Linked DNA regions of Homo sapiens: regions 2 and 3 are each linked to region 1. A link is an interaction called in ENCODE POLR2A ChIA-PET data of the cell type or tissue named here. Cell type or tissue: Panc1. All regions are shown on one strand. Region 1 has its middle 5.1 kb from the start of REN. Region 2 overlaps PLEKHA6 (pleckstrin homology domain containing A6). Region 3 has its middle 3.4 kb from the start of LINC00628.

Region 1 (4,000 bases):
AGGTCAAAACACATTAATTAGCCAAAACATTAGCCACAGAGATGAGCTCCTCTCATTGTCTGTACTGCCCACAGCTGGTGTGGAGCTGGTGTAGAGGGCAGTACCCTGGAGGCACAGAATATTAGAATATTAGGGTATCAGAGCATGAAGACACCCTTGGTGCCATCCAGCCATCTGCTTCACTGTACAGATTTGGAAACTGAGGTCCAAAGAGGAGAAAGGAGGGATCCAACATCACATAGCAAATTTATGGTAGAATGAAGACTAGGATCCAAGTCCCTGACCACCAACCCAGGGCTCTTTGCACTGCCCATTGCAGTTCACTAGTTCATCCACTTAATAAATATTAAGCACCACTGTGGGCAAAAATCATATTCATACATACATAAAGAACTCTGCTGCAAAAGCAGCTAAGTTGGTGCTGTCATAGAAGGGCTTGTAGCCATGCTGTGGAAGCCTACAGCAGAAAGCAGTCAATTCCAGGCTGAGTCAGGGCCTGCTTCATGGAGGAGGGGGTAATATTTGAAGTGGGCCCTAAAAAATAATCAGGGAAAAGCCAAGATAGGCATCTTAGCCTGAATAAATAGCACTCATCCTGGGATTTAGGGACCAGATGTCTGTCTGGGGAGCTGTACTTGACTGCTTGTAAAGCTACAGGGAAAAGGAAATGAGGCAGAGAACCAGGGCCTAAAAGGGAGTTAGAGCCAAGCAGAAAGAGGAGAATAAGTTGGAAGATCAGCTGCCCTACCTCTATTTAGCAGAAGCCAAAACCCTGAAGACTGCCCTTCTCTCCCACCCTTACTAGGTCAACAGAGGATAGACAACCCCCTCCTCCCCCAGCTCCCTGCTTCCAGAGGATTATGTAACCAAATCCAAGCACACACCACTCACCACACAACAGCAAGTAAGCTGAGAGGTAAGGTGTTGGGGCAAAGAAAGCGACCCTATTCAGAAAACCAAGAAGATGGTGGACTAGCGTCATAAAGAACCATCTGAAGTCAGCATGACTTTTAGGTTACTTTTTACATTTAGGGGAGGGGGAAGAGGAAGAGGTTGGGATCAAGAGGTGACTGATGACCGCAGACACCTGGGTGCCAGCAAGGGTCTGAGGAGTATGTAAAAGTTCTTTTTTCTAGGTCAGGTCACAATGTTCCTATAAATCTTTAACATAACATTGTTATTTCTCTGTATTCTTCCTTATCTCCTTGGGGCTTAGTTTGGGGGAAAGAGCTGTTATCATTTTTTTAAGTTGAACTGCAAGCTAATCTATAATTAGCTGGTCTGTGTACAGAGCTAAGCAGAAGCTTTTAACCTAAAAGATATTACCCCTGGGGGTCAGAGGCAAAATGGAGTCAGTCATGCTAAGCCTCCCTCCACTATTTCAATTTCCCCATTGTCAAAGGTTCATCCCACAGTCTTGTGGGATTGGGGAAAATGAGACATCATTACTCACCTGGCTACTTCCTGCCAAACAGGGTTGACAAGGGGTGACTATGGAATGAAACCATTTGACCTGGCTAAGGAAATATTTCGTAGTGCCATTTTTAGGAACAATGATCATCGGCATTTCCCTTTTTGCTTTGATAGTTTTAGCGAGACTTGCACAACCTTTGTTTACACAGTACATAATAAGTTTTACTAGAACGTAGGCCACCATGACTAAAAGAAGAACATCAAGGCTGAATTTAAGAATGCCTCCCAAGATTGATGGAATTACACTAGGAATCCAGGAGAATAGGTCTTTAAAGCAGTCTCTGTAAGTGCCCCCAGATTAAGCCTGCTTTGGTGTTCTAAGGTTTGTTAAAGCCAGGTAGCCTGTTGTCTAATTGTATCAATATGGGTCTGTAGAGGAGGAATTAAGCTAGCAACAGGTGGCTAGCTTAGGGACGCCATTTGGTAAGTAGAAAGTAGGCTTGCGGCTGGGCGCGGTGGCTCACGCCTGTAATCCCAGCACTTTGGGAGGCCGAGGCGGGTGGATCATGAGGTCAGGAGATCGAGACCATCCTGGCTAACAAGGTGAAACCCCGTCTCTACTAAAAATACAAAAAATTAGCCAGGCGCGGTGGCGGGCACCTGTAGTCCCAGCTACTCGGGAGGCTGAGGCAGGAGAATGGCGTGAACCCGGGAAGCGGAGCTTGCAGTGAGCCGAGATTGCGCCACTGCAGTCCGCAGTCCTGCCTGGGCGACAGAGCGAGACTCCGTCTCAAAAAAAAAAAAAAAGAAAGTAGGCTTGCAGGCTTGTGGGTCCTTATTATTGCTTTGCATGTAGTGTCTAATGAGGTGCTGCATAAGAAAGAAACATGGGGCCTCTGGGTATGGAGTTATCAATTGGATCCTATGTATGATTTGAGAAACCAGCTTCTATAGATCTAATGCCCAAGAGGCTACATGACTAAAATTATGTGTACAGGAACAACTAGAGGATCAGAGTGGTCATGTACTGAACAAGGTTTAAGATGACAAATCTGGCAGTGTGATATGCTAGTGAAAGAGGCAATAGATTGAGAAATCCTAACTCAAGAGTTGTCTTGCCAAGGAAACAAAAATCTCTAAAGGACATGCAAGACACATAGGGGATACATTTTCATTGTACTTATCTTTTTGTGAAACAGTAGCTTTCGGTCTTTCAAGTGCTCACAAGCCCACTGTTTTCCTGGTTTCCGGATTAGTGGGCTGTCTTCTGGTGGTACTGCCTTGACCTGAGTATAATGTGCACATGGCTTTACTCCAGCAAGTTTAACTGATAAGCGTGTGTTCACCAGCAGCTCAAATGGCCTTGTCCACTTGGCAGCAAATTGGTGTTCAGGTCCTTGTTCTTTCCAGGTATTTAGGAGGATCTAATTTCCCAGTTGAAAAGGATGTAGGACCACATCTGCTGGATGAGTGGTCCTGCTAGAAGCAAACTCATGAACAGAAGTTAGTATAGTGCCTAGAGTCTTAATATTTGGTAATTGCCAAATCTCTTAAAACATCAGTTGGTTCTCCCACCAGGACAAAAACCTAGAATGGGCTACCAGATAATACTTCAAAGGGGCTCAATTTGAACCTACTTGAGGGAGCCACTCGAATCCACAACAGCAATCAGCAACATCTTATCCCAAGTCAAATTAGTTTCTTGATATATTTTGGCAATGCTTCTTTTTAGAGTATGGTTCATCTTTTCAGTTTTTCCCATGGATTGTGGTCTCTAAGATGATAATCTAAAGGTTTCAGGAAGAGACAAGTCACAGCTCCCCTGACACTCCTGTCACCATCATAGATAGTCTTTGAATTAAGGTAGGTGGGTATTAACTACAGAATACGTTGCCCCTGTATCAATAAGAAAGTCAATAAGTTTGTTCCCCACTGTCAATTTTACCCAGGGCTCCTGTGGGACTATGACAGCAGTTGGCTAAGCATACATATTCAATGTATGTATGTTACAGAAGAAGCTACGAATATTTATGAAGGTGATCCTGACACATGCGTATTGTACAAACATGCATGTTACATATGACCCATGTTTACCTTGAGGTGAAAGCGTAACATTTAAATGTACTACAATTAGGCCCTGTACATCAAAAGGTCTTTTCAGAACACAAAGGCATGCAAATGCACAATCTCTATAACTAGCTAGAACCAGTTCATGGCCAGCAGTCTTATTATCAGGAGAAAATTAGTGAAATCAGTCTTTTGTTCAATCAAAGCTATAGTTATGGCTGGTGGAACTGGGGTTCAGTTAGTCAGCATCTATGAACTGGATGAGTTGAAATTGTTTTAATATTGCTTGTCTTAAGGCCAGTGCTTGCTTAGCTGCTAGAGAAAAAGAGAAACCTTGTGTCATTGAGAATATAGCTTATTCTTTAAGTGTAAGGATGCATGACTTAACTCTTGCCTGGCATGGCCTTAGGTCCTGTTTATAATATGGTATTTTATTGCCACAAAATTTCAGTTATGTCAGTCTTATGACCTCTATTTTAACATTAGTGTTGATTAGTTATTGTATCTAAACCACAAAAGG
Region 2 (4,000 bases), 60 kb before region 1:
TCCTAGCCTCCTCCAGGAGGCTTAGGCTGGAAGATTGTCTGAGCCCTGGAGGTGGAGGCTGCAGTGAACTGTGGTCATGCCACTGCACTTTAGCCTGGACAACAGAGCTAGACAAAAAAAAAAAAAGAAAAAGAAAAAAAAAGAAAGAAAGAATAAATTAATCTGCTTTCAAAATACAATGGTGGAGGACAAGCATAAGTAAGTCATTCCTGGCCAGGGGTGGTGGCTTACACCTATAATCCCAGCACTTTGGGAGGCTGAGGCAGGAGGACCATTTGAGCCCAGAAGTTTGAGACCAGTGTGGGCAACATAGTGAGACCCTATCTCTATTTAAAAAATAAATTTTAAAAAATAAAAATTTTAAAAAGTAAGTCATTCCTGTCCCAACAAGGAGAAATTGGAAGGAACAAAGGGGTCACCATTCCAAGCAAGCTTGAAATCCAGCAGGGGAAATTCCATTAGGTTTCAAGGCCTGAGAATAATCCTCTGTGGCTCACTCCCCTGCCCTCTGGGACCACAGAGACTCCATCAGCCCCTGCCTCTAGGCCTGCCTCTTTGGACCCTGCCTCTGCATCCACAGCTTTGCTCTGAGTCATTCTTGCTTTTCCTTGAAGGTTAGCATGTGTTTGTAGTTAAGTAGCTCTATTAGCCTATTTCCTGCCTGTAGAATCCCAGAGGTCCCATAGTTATTTTCATTTTCCATTTCATCTTATCTCTGTCCTTTCTGTACAAGCTAGCAGTGTTTCTGTATGTATAACAGTCTCAAAAACTTTGTAGACCCCCTTTGTATTTCAAGGGTATCCATTCTAGATAACTCTATCTCTATTTCTGGCTTCTTCTGGGATGGTCGATTGGGTTCATGAGACATACCTAATCTCTTTAGCAAAATGTTGTCCAGCTACATCCTTGACCCTCTCTCTAGGGCACACTTTTCCTACAATGAGTTTCTTAACTTAAGCATCCTTTGTGAACTAGGTAGGCTGAGAACCTCCCAAATAAAAAAGCCCTGGTTTCTCTTGGCTTAACGGTTCTTTTCTCAATTTATCTTCTGTATCATTTTCCTGTAAGTACAAAGAGAAACCAGGCCACACCTTCAACACTTTGCTTGGAAATCTCCTCAGCTAAATATCTAAGTTCATCACAGCCTTCAAGTTCTGTTTCCACTCGACAGTAGAAAACAATATATCCACACTTCTGCCACTTTATAATAAAGATGGCCTTTCTTCCCTTTCTAATAACACGTTTCTCATTTCCTTCTGAGACCTTACCAGAAGCATCTTTAACATTCATATTTCTACCAGCATTCCATTCATGATATATATACAATGGGCCCTCCATATCTCCGGGTTCCGCATCCATGGATTCAGCCACCACAGATCACAAATATTCAGGGGAAAAATACTAAAAAACAAAACAACAGTAAAAATAAAATAATAACAAGCAATACAGACCAGGCATGGTGGCTCACACCTATAATCCCAGCACTTTGGGACAAGAGGATTACTGGAAGCTAAGGGTTCAAAAACAGCTTGAGCAAGAAAGCAAGACCTCATCTCTACAAATAATAATAATTAAAAAATTTGCCAGGTGCAGTGGCATGTGTCTGTAGTCCCAGCTACTTGGAAGGCTGATGCAGGAAGATTGCTTGAACCTAGGAGTTCAAGGCTGTGGTGAGCTATGATTGCACCACTGCACTCCAGCTGGAGTGACAGAGCAAGACCCCATCTCAGAAAAAAAAAAAAAAGAAAGAAAAAAAACCCAACAATACAGGATAACAACTGTGTTTACATAGCATTTACATTGTATTAGGTATTATAAGTAATCTAAAGGTGATTTAAAGTATACTGGAGGATATGTGTAGGTAATATGCACATCTTTGCCATTTTATAGCAGGGATTTGAGCATTCATGAATTTTGGTATCCATCAGGATCCTAGCACCAGTCCCCTGGGATACTGAGGCATAACTCTATTCTCTAGGGCAATAGAAGCTTTCTTTTCTATGCTGTTCACTTCCTCTGAGCCCTCATCAGATCATCTTTAAAGCTCATATTTCTGCCAGTCATCTCTTCAAGGAAATCTACTAGGCTTTCTTTATTATACACCTTGAAATTTTCCCAACCTCTACCCGTTAGCCAATTACAAAGTCTCTACCACATTTTTAGGTATGTGTTATAGCAGCAACCCCTTCCCAGTATCAAAATCTGTGTTAGTTTCCTAGGACTGCTGTGACAAATCACCACACACAGGGTGGCTTAAAACAGTAGAAGTGTATGCTCTTATGGATGTGGAGGCCACAAGTCTAAAATCCAGGTGGTGGCAGGGTTGGCTCCTTCTGGAAGCCCTGAGGGAGAATCTCTTGTAGGTTTCTCTCCAAACTTCTGGTTATTGCTGGCAATCCTTGGCATTCCTTTCTGAGTAAATGAACCACTCCGATCTCTGCCTCCCTCTTCATGTCACCTCTACTCTGTATGTCATCTTCTTTTCTGTCTCTTATGAGGACACACCATTGGATTTAGGGCCCACTCTAATTCAGGGTGATCTCATATTTCTAAATAAGGTTACACTCTCAGATACCTGGGGTTGGGACTTGGACATATCTTTTGGGGACCACTCTTCAGTCCACTACAGGCAGACTTCCCGTAGAAGGTAAATGTTAAGGGTTCAGGATGGAAAAGCTGGGTGGGGGATAAGGCACTTGTCAGAGCCCTGTTTTCCCATGGCAGCAGGAACGCCCCAAGAGTGCTGTGTTTCCTGGCGAGGGGAAGGTCAAGATGAGCGTGGAGGAGCAGATTGACCGAATGCGGCGGCACCAGAGTGGCTCCATGAGGGAGAAGCGGAGGAGCCTGCAGCTCCCGGCCAGCCCGGCCCCCGACCCCAGTCCCCGGCCAGCCTACAAAGTGGTAATGCCTTCCCAGCTACCCACAGGCGTGAGCCTGGCATCTGCCAACACTGCCCACTCCCAGGGCATGGCCAGCTTGGGCCTGGGGGGTTTGAGAGGAAGGAGAGGGGAAAGAACCCAAGCTGGGCACCTGGGAGAGCCGGAGAGTCCTCTCCCCCATCGGCAGAAGAGTCCTTCAAGTGTTGACTTTTTCTTGTTTAAAGAAAATAACTCACAAAAAGGAATGCCTTAATTATGTTTGTTGAAATGAATTATACAAAATTCACTTAATAGAGAATAGTACAGAATTCACCACACAGAAATAGCTGTCACTTACACCCATTTCTGGAGCATCTCCTCTGTGCCTAGCACTGGGCTGGCTGCGATGAAGATAATCATAATAGCTCACCATTGCATGGCACAGTATAATCCACAAATCCCTTTCATGTTATTTCATTTAATCCTTTTAACAACATTGGGTTAGGAATTATTATCCCTATTTTGCAGATGGGGAAACAAAGTCAAGAGAAATTAAAGGATTCCTGGGCTACACAGCTATTAAGTACAGAGCTGGATGTAGCCCAAGACATCACTTAAATTTTCTTTCCATTAAATTTTAGAAATATGGAAAAATTATGACTCATAAGTCCTGTCCTCAACAGCTTACATTCTAGTTGATGGATTAGAACTTCTATAATATGAAATCACTGGAAGTTAGCCGGGTGTGGTTGGCTCCTCATGCATGTAATCCTAGCACTTTGGGAGGCCAAGGTGGGAAGATTGTTTGAGACCAGGAGTCTGAGACCAGCCTGACAACAAAGCAAGACCCTATCTCTATAAAAACATGTTTAACAAGTAGCTGGGCATGGTGGATTCACCTATAGTCCCAGCTACTTGGGAGGAGGCTGGGATGGGAGGACTCGAGGCCAGGAGTTGGAGACTGCAGTGAGCTATGATTCTGTGACTGTACTCCAGCTAGAGTGACAGCAAGACACTGTTTCTTAAAAAATAAAAAGAAGAAATCAATACAAGTCACACTAATTCAGCTGCCCAAAATATGTAGCACAGAATGAGAATACAGGGTAGAGCAGGATGGGGAACAGCAAGAACTGACAAGAGAT
Region 3 (4,000 bases), 200 kb before region 1:
CACCAGTGTCAAGGAAGGGACAGAGGAACAGAGGCCAGGCTGGAGAGTAAGACCGAGAGGTTGCAGAGGTGGGCAGCACCAGGACCAGGGTAGAATGCCACCCCAGAAGGCAAGGAAGAGGGATGTTAAGAAGAAAAAAGGAAGGAATTCAACAGTATTGGATGCAGCAGAAAAGCCAAACGGGCCAAAGGCTAAAAAATGCCTAGTGGATTTAGGAGAGGGGGAGGCCTCTAATGACGTCTAGGAAAGTGGTTTCAGGAGAGAGCTGGGAACAGAAACCAGGTTGCAGTGGATTGGTGAATGAAAGGCCAGAAAGTGGGGAAAGCTAGGAGTGACTACTGTTGAATGTTTGGTCAGGAATGAGGAGTGCGAGACATGAAGCTGCCAGGGGACATGGCATTGAGTGGGAGGCAGCGTGTTTAGACTATAGAAGACACAGACAGAGGAGGAGGATAAAGGGATGGACCCTATAAAGAGAGAGGAGGTGAAGATGCAAGGCTGGGATGCTCAACAGAAGGAGGTTCTATAAAAGATGGAAGAGGAGGGGGACGATAACCCAGGCAGAGAGATTAGCCTTAAAGGGGAGAGAGGGCTACCTCTTCTCCAGAGGAAGACAAGTATTAAAGGATGGGTGAGAATCTGGGTAAGTTTTGGTGGTGAGGTGATTGGGCATACTGGGAAAGCTCCCACCTAATCTTTTCTATTTTTTCTTCATTAAGACATAAGATCCTCTGTGCCGGAGAGGGGCTAGGTAGCAGAGGCAGCCCTGGGACCTGAGGTTAGCCGGAAAGGCTTGGAGCACTCTGCAGATGGCAACTGACTGGGGACCTTGAAGAAGATTCTAGGTGGCACTCAGGGCTCAGCTAAGCTGGGAGACTGGATTTGCAGTGACCCCAGTTCTTCGAGGCCCAGTTCCCCCATCAGCCCGGTGCTGGAGTGGAGACAGCCTGTGACTGCGTTGTCCCAGACAGTGGTGCTGACAAGGGTGCAAGATGGTGCCAAGCCAAGGGGAAGAGGAAGTTGAGGGCTGTGGTGGAATGTCAAGGGTGTGATAGGGTTGTCTGTGATATCCAGTGGGGTAGAGATAGATGGGAATCTGAGGGGGCGGACAGTGTGCAAGGAGGGGAGAGTCAGGGGCTGAAAAATCTCAGGACAGATGTAATGGAGGTGAGGGCACTGGCTGACTTTCTCTCCAAACCCTTCCTTTTTATTGGCTTCCTCTTCCACTGCCTCCCAGGACCAAAGCCAAGACCAGAGACCCAGTATGTTAGAGTCTTCTTCAATGGTGCCTGAGCTCAGAAGTCACTAGAACAGTGACTTTGTTTTTTCTCTGCTTATCAGAGGGGTAGGTTAGCTGGGAGATCTCTTCCTGTAGCAGGTGTCCAACCTTAGAGAAAATGAGTGGAGTCAATAGAAAAAAAAGCATATTTTCACACCAACACTAGTACACAAATGTTCATAGTAGCTTTCTTTGTAATGGCCCAGAACTGAAAACAACCCGTAAGTTCAGCAACAGGTGAATGAATGAACACACTGTGGTGTTTCCTACAATGGAATACTATTCAGCAATTAAATGGAATCAAACGACCACACACCACAATATGGAAAAAAGCACGAAAGTCAGACAGCTGGGTGCTGTGGTTCACACTGTAATCCCAGTGCTTTGGGAGGCCAAGGCAGGAGGATCACTTGAGGTCAGGAGTTTGTAACCAACCTGGGCAACATAGTAAGACCTTGTCTCTGCAAAAAAAAAATAGCCAGAGACCAGGTGCAGTGGCTCACGCCTGTAATCCCAGCACTTTGGGAGGCTGAGGCACTTGAGGTCAGGAGTTTGAGATCAGCCTGGCCAACATGGTGAAACTCCGTCTCTACTGAAAATACACGAAAAATTAGCCAGGCGTGGTGTTGCATGCCTGTAACTCTAGCTACTTGGGTGGCTGAGGTGGGAGGATTGCTTGAACCCAGGCAGAGATTTCAGTGAGGCAAGATCGTGCCACTGCACACTCCAGCCTGGGTGACGGAGTGATACTCTATCTCAAAAAAAAAAAAAAAAAAAAAGAAAGAAAAAATATAGCCAGACATGGTGGTACATGCCTGTAGTCCTAGCACTCAGGGGGCTGAGGTGGGAGGATTGCTTGAGCCCAGAAGTTTGAGGCTACAAATGAGCTATGATTGTGCCACTGCACTCCAGTCTGGATGGCAGAGTGAGACCGTCAAAAAAAAAAAAAAAAGTTTTTCAGGGAAAGATGTATGATTGTATGATTGCATGACTGTATTGTATGATTGTATGATTCCTTTTATATAAAACTCTGGAAAATGCAACTAATCTATGGTAACAGAAAACAAATCAGTTGCTGGGGAGAGGGGTGAGGATAGAAAGAGCTTGGGGTTGGGGGTGGGAAGGAGGAATTACAAAGGGTCACACAGAAAGTTTGGGAATTCATTATCTTGATTTCGGTGGCAGTTTCACAGGTGTATAGATAAGTCAAAACTATTAAATTGTAAATTTTTTAGGGCGTTTATTCGATATCTCATTTTAATAAAAGTTTAATGGAGTCTTTCTTAGTGGAGTTTATTCTACATCCATTATACCTTAAAGACATTGAGTAGAGTCTTGTCCTGGGCTCCAAGATGCCATCCTAAAGCCTGGGTGATCCACGTGACCTGAGAGTCCCTTCCTCCACATACCTGAAGTAGCCAAGACAGTCAGATGCTTCTTGCTGGATCACATCTGGCTCTGGAAGTCTGTGTCACTTGGTCGGTGGGGATTGAGAAATGATGATGGCTTCATCTGCCATCCAATCTAGAGCCCAGAGGGTCTGTGTTGCTGGGGAGCCTGCCTTGCTGGGTGTGAGGTATCAGAAAGAGTTTTGTCGGGGACAGATCTAGGTCTGAATCTAGGTCTGAATCTAGGGACAGATCTAGGTTGTGACTTTGGCCAAATTTCTTAACTTCTCTGAACCTCGATTCATAATCTGTAAAATTTCCAGTGTGAGGGAATGTCGTGAATGAAAAATATGTAGCATTGTTGACACATAAGGACTATGGGTTCATGCAGTCTCCTCCTTTTCTTATCCATTCGAGAAGCTGCCAGTTAAGGACCTTCCTTGTTTTTCCCACCTGACTTTAGCAATCATCTCTAACATTGCCTCTGCCGTGAAGCCTTCATGCTTCCCCTTCCTTAACCTCATGCCAGGTAGCCCTTGTTTCTTTGCGATGGTATCACACTTTCTACACATAGTTACAATAGGGATTACAGTGCCTATCATATTGTATTGCAGCTATCTTTTTATGCATTTGTTTCCCAGTGGGATGTAGATTCTTTGAGGTTAGGGATTCGATATTATTCATCCTGAAATCCTCAGAGTGTGCTTAGTAAATAATTCTCTGTGAATGTGAATGAATGAACAGCCTTGTGGATGCTCTCATCTCATGTGTCTGGGATTGAATAGTCGGTGTTAATGTGAATCTGGAGATGAGTGTCCTGCTCAGAAAAGCCTCTCTTGTAGCTGACACTTTCTTATTGATCTTTCTGCAGTGATGAGGAAAAGTCAACCAGCTGGGTGCACCCTGGAACAAAGTCACCCATCCAGAGTGGACACACCTCCTGCCCAGGTAAGGAACCTGTCTGTCCCTGCCTTTGCAATTGAGGAGGATGTAATAGCTTGAGGTGGCAGCAGGAATCCTGTGCCCCAACTTTGCTTCTGACTTTTTCCTTTCTCCATGGATGGACTCAGCTTAGCATTTGGACTGCCTGCCATCTGGGGGAGATTGCAGGCTTGTTGGAGCTCACCTCAGTGTCTCTCTAAGCTTCCACCTCCAAAATTAGTATCTGAGATGGGCCTTTGAGGACAAAGATTTTTACTCATCTTTCATCCCTCTGCCCAGTCAGAAAATCCCCTGTCTCAAGGGCTCTTGAACTGGCAGAAGCCAGCCCCCAGTGCTGCGCTCTAGAACTTTTATGTCGTGATGGAAGGGTTCTCTATCTGCTCTGCCCAAT

The links. Peaks named below come from ENCODE experiments on the same cell type or tissue, not always from the same donor. Only the 100,000 strongest peaks of a DNase experiment are listed, where the experiment ranks them.
Region 2: POLR2A ChIA-PET joins it to region 1 with 5 read pairs; 2 of 35 experiments call an interaction of 5 or more read pairs at or near these places.
Region 3: POLR2A ChIA-PET joins it to region 1 with 5 read pairs; 12 of 35 experiments call an interaction of 5 or more read pairs at or near these places.

What each region holds. Positions count from the first base shown.
Region 1 is chr1:204,169,423-204,173,422 of GRCh38, reverse strand. No RefSeq gene overlaps it. Among named protein-coding and RNA genes, the nearest start is that of REN, 5.1 kb to the right of the region's middle. RefSeq lists cis regulatory regions at 1,423-1,461, 3,168-4,000, enhancers at 1,302-1,527, 1,209-1,800 and a promoter at 1-4,000. In Panc1, no CTCF peak of the experiment used is centred here; a DNase peak (open chromatin) is centred at 1,592.
Region 2 is chr1:204,229,314-204,233,313 of GRCh38, reverse strand. PLEKHA6 (pleckstrin homology domain containing A6) reads left to right here. Exons shown (of 23, transcript NM_014935.5): 18 at 2,728-2,901. Among named protein-coding and RNA genes, the nearest start is that of GOLT1A, 17 kb to the right of the region's middle. In Panc1, no CTCF peak of the experiment used is centred here; no DNase peak of the experiment used is centred here.
Region 3 is chr1:204,371,145-204,375,144 of GRCh38, reverse strand. It overlaps a transcript of PLEKHA6 not described here. Among named protein-coding and RNA genes, the nearest start is that of LINC00628, 3.4 kb to the right of the region's middle. In Panc1, no CTCF peak of the experiment used is centred here; no DNase peak of the experiment used is centred here.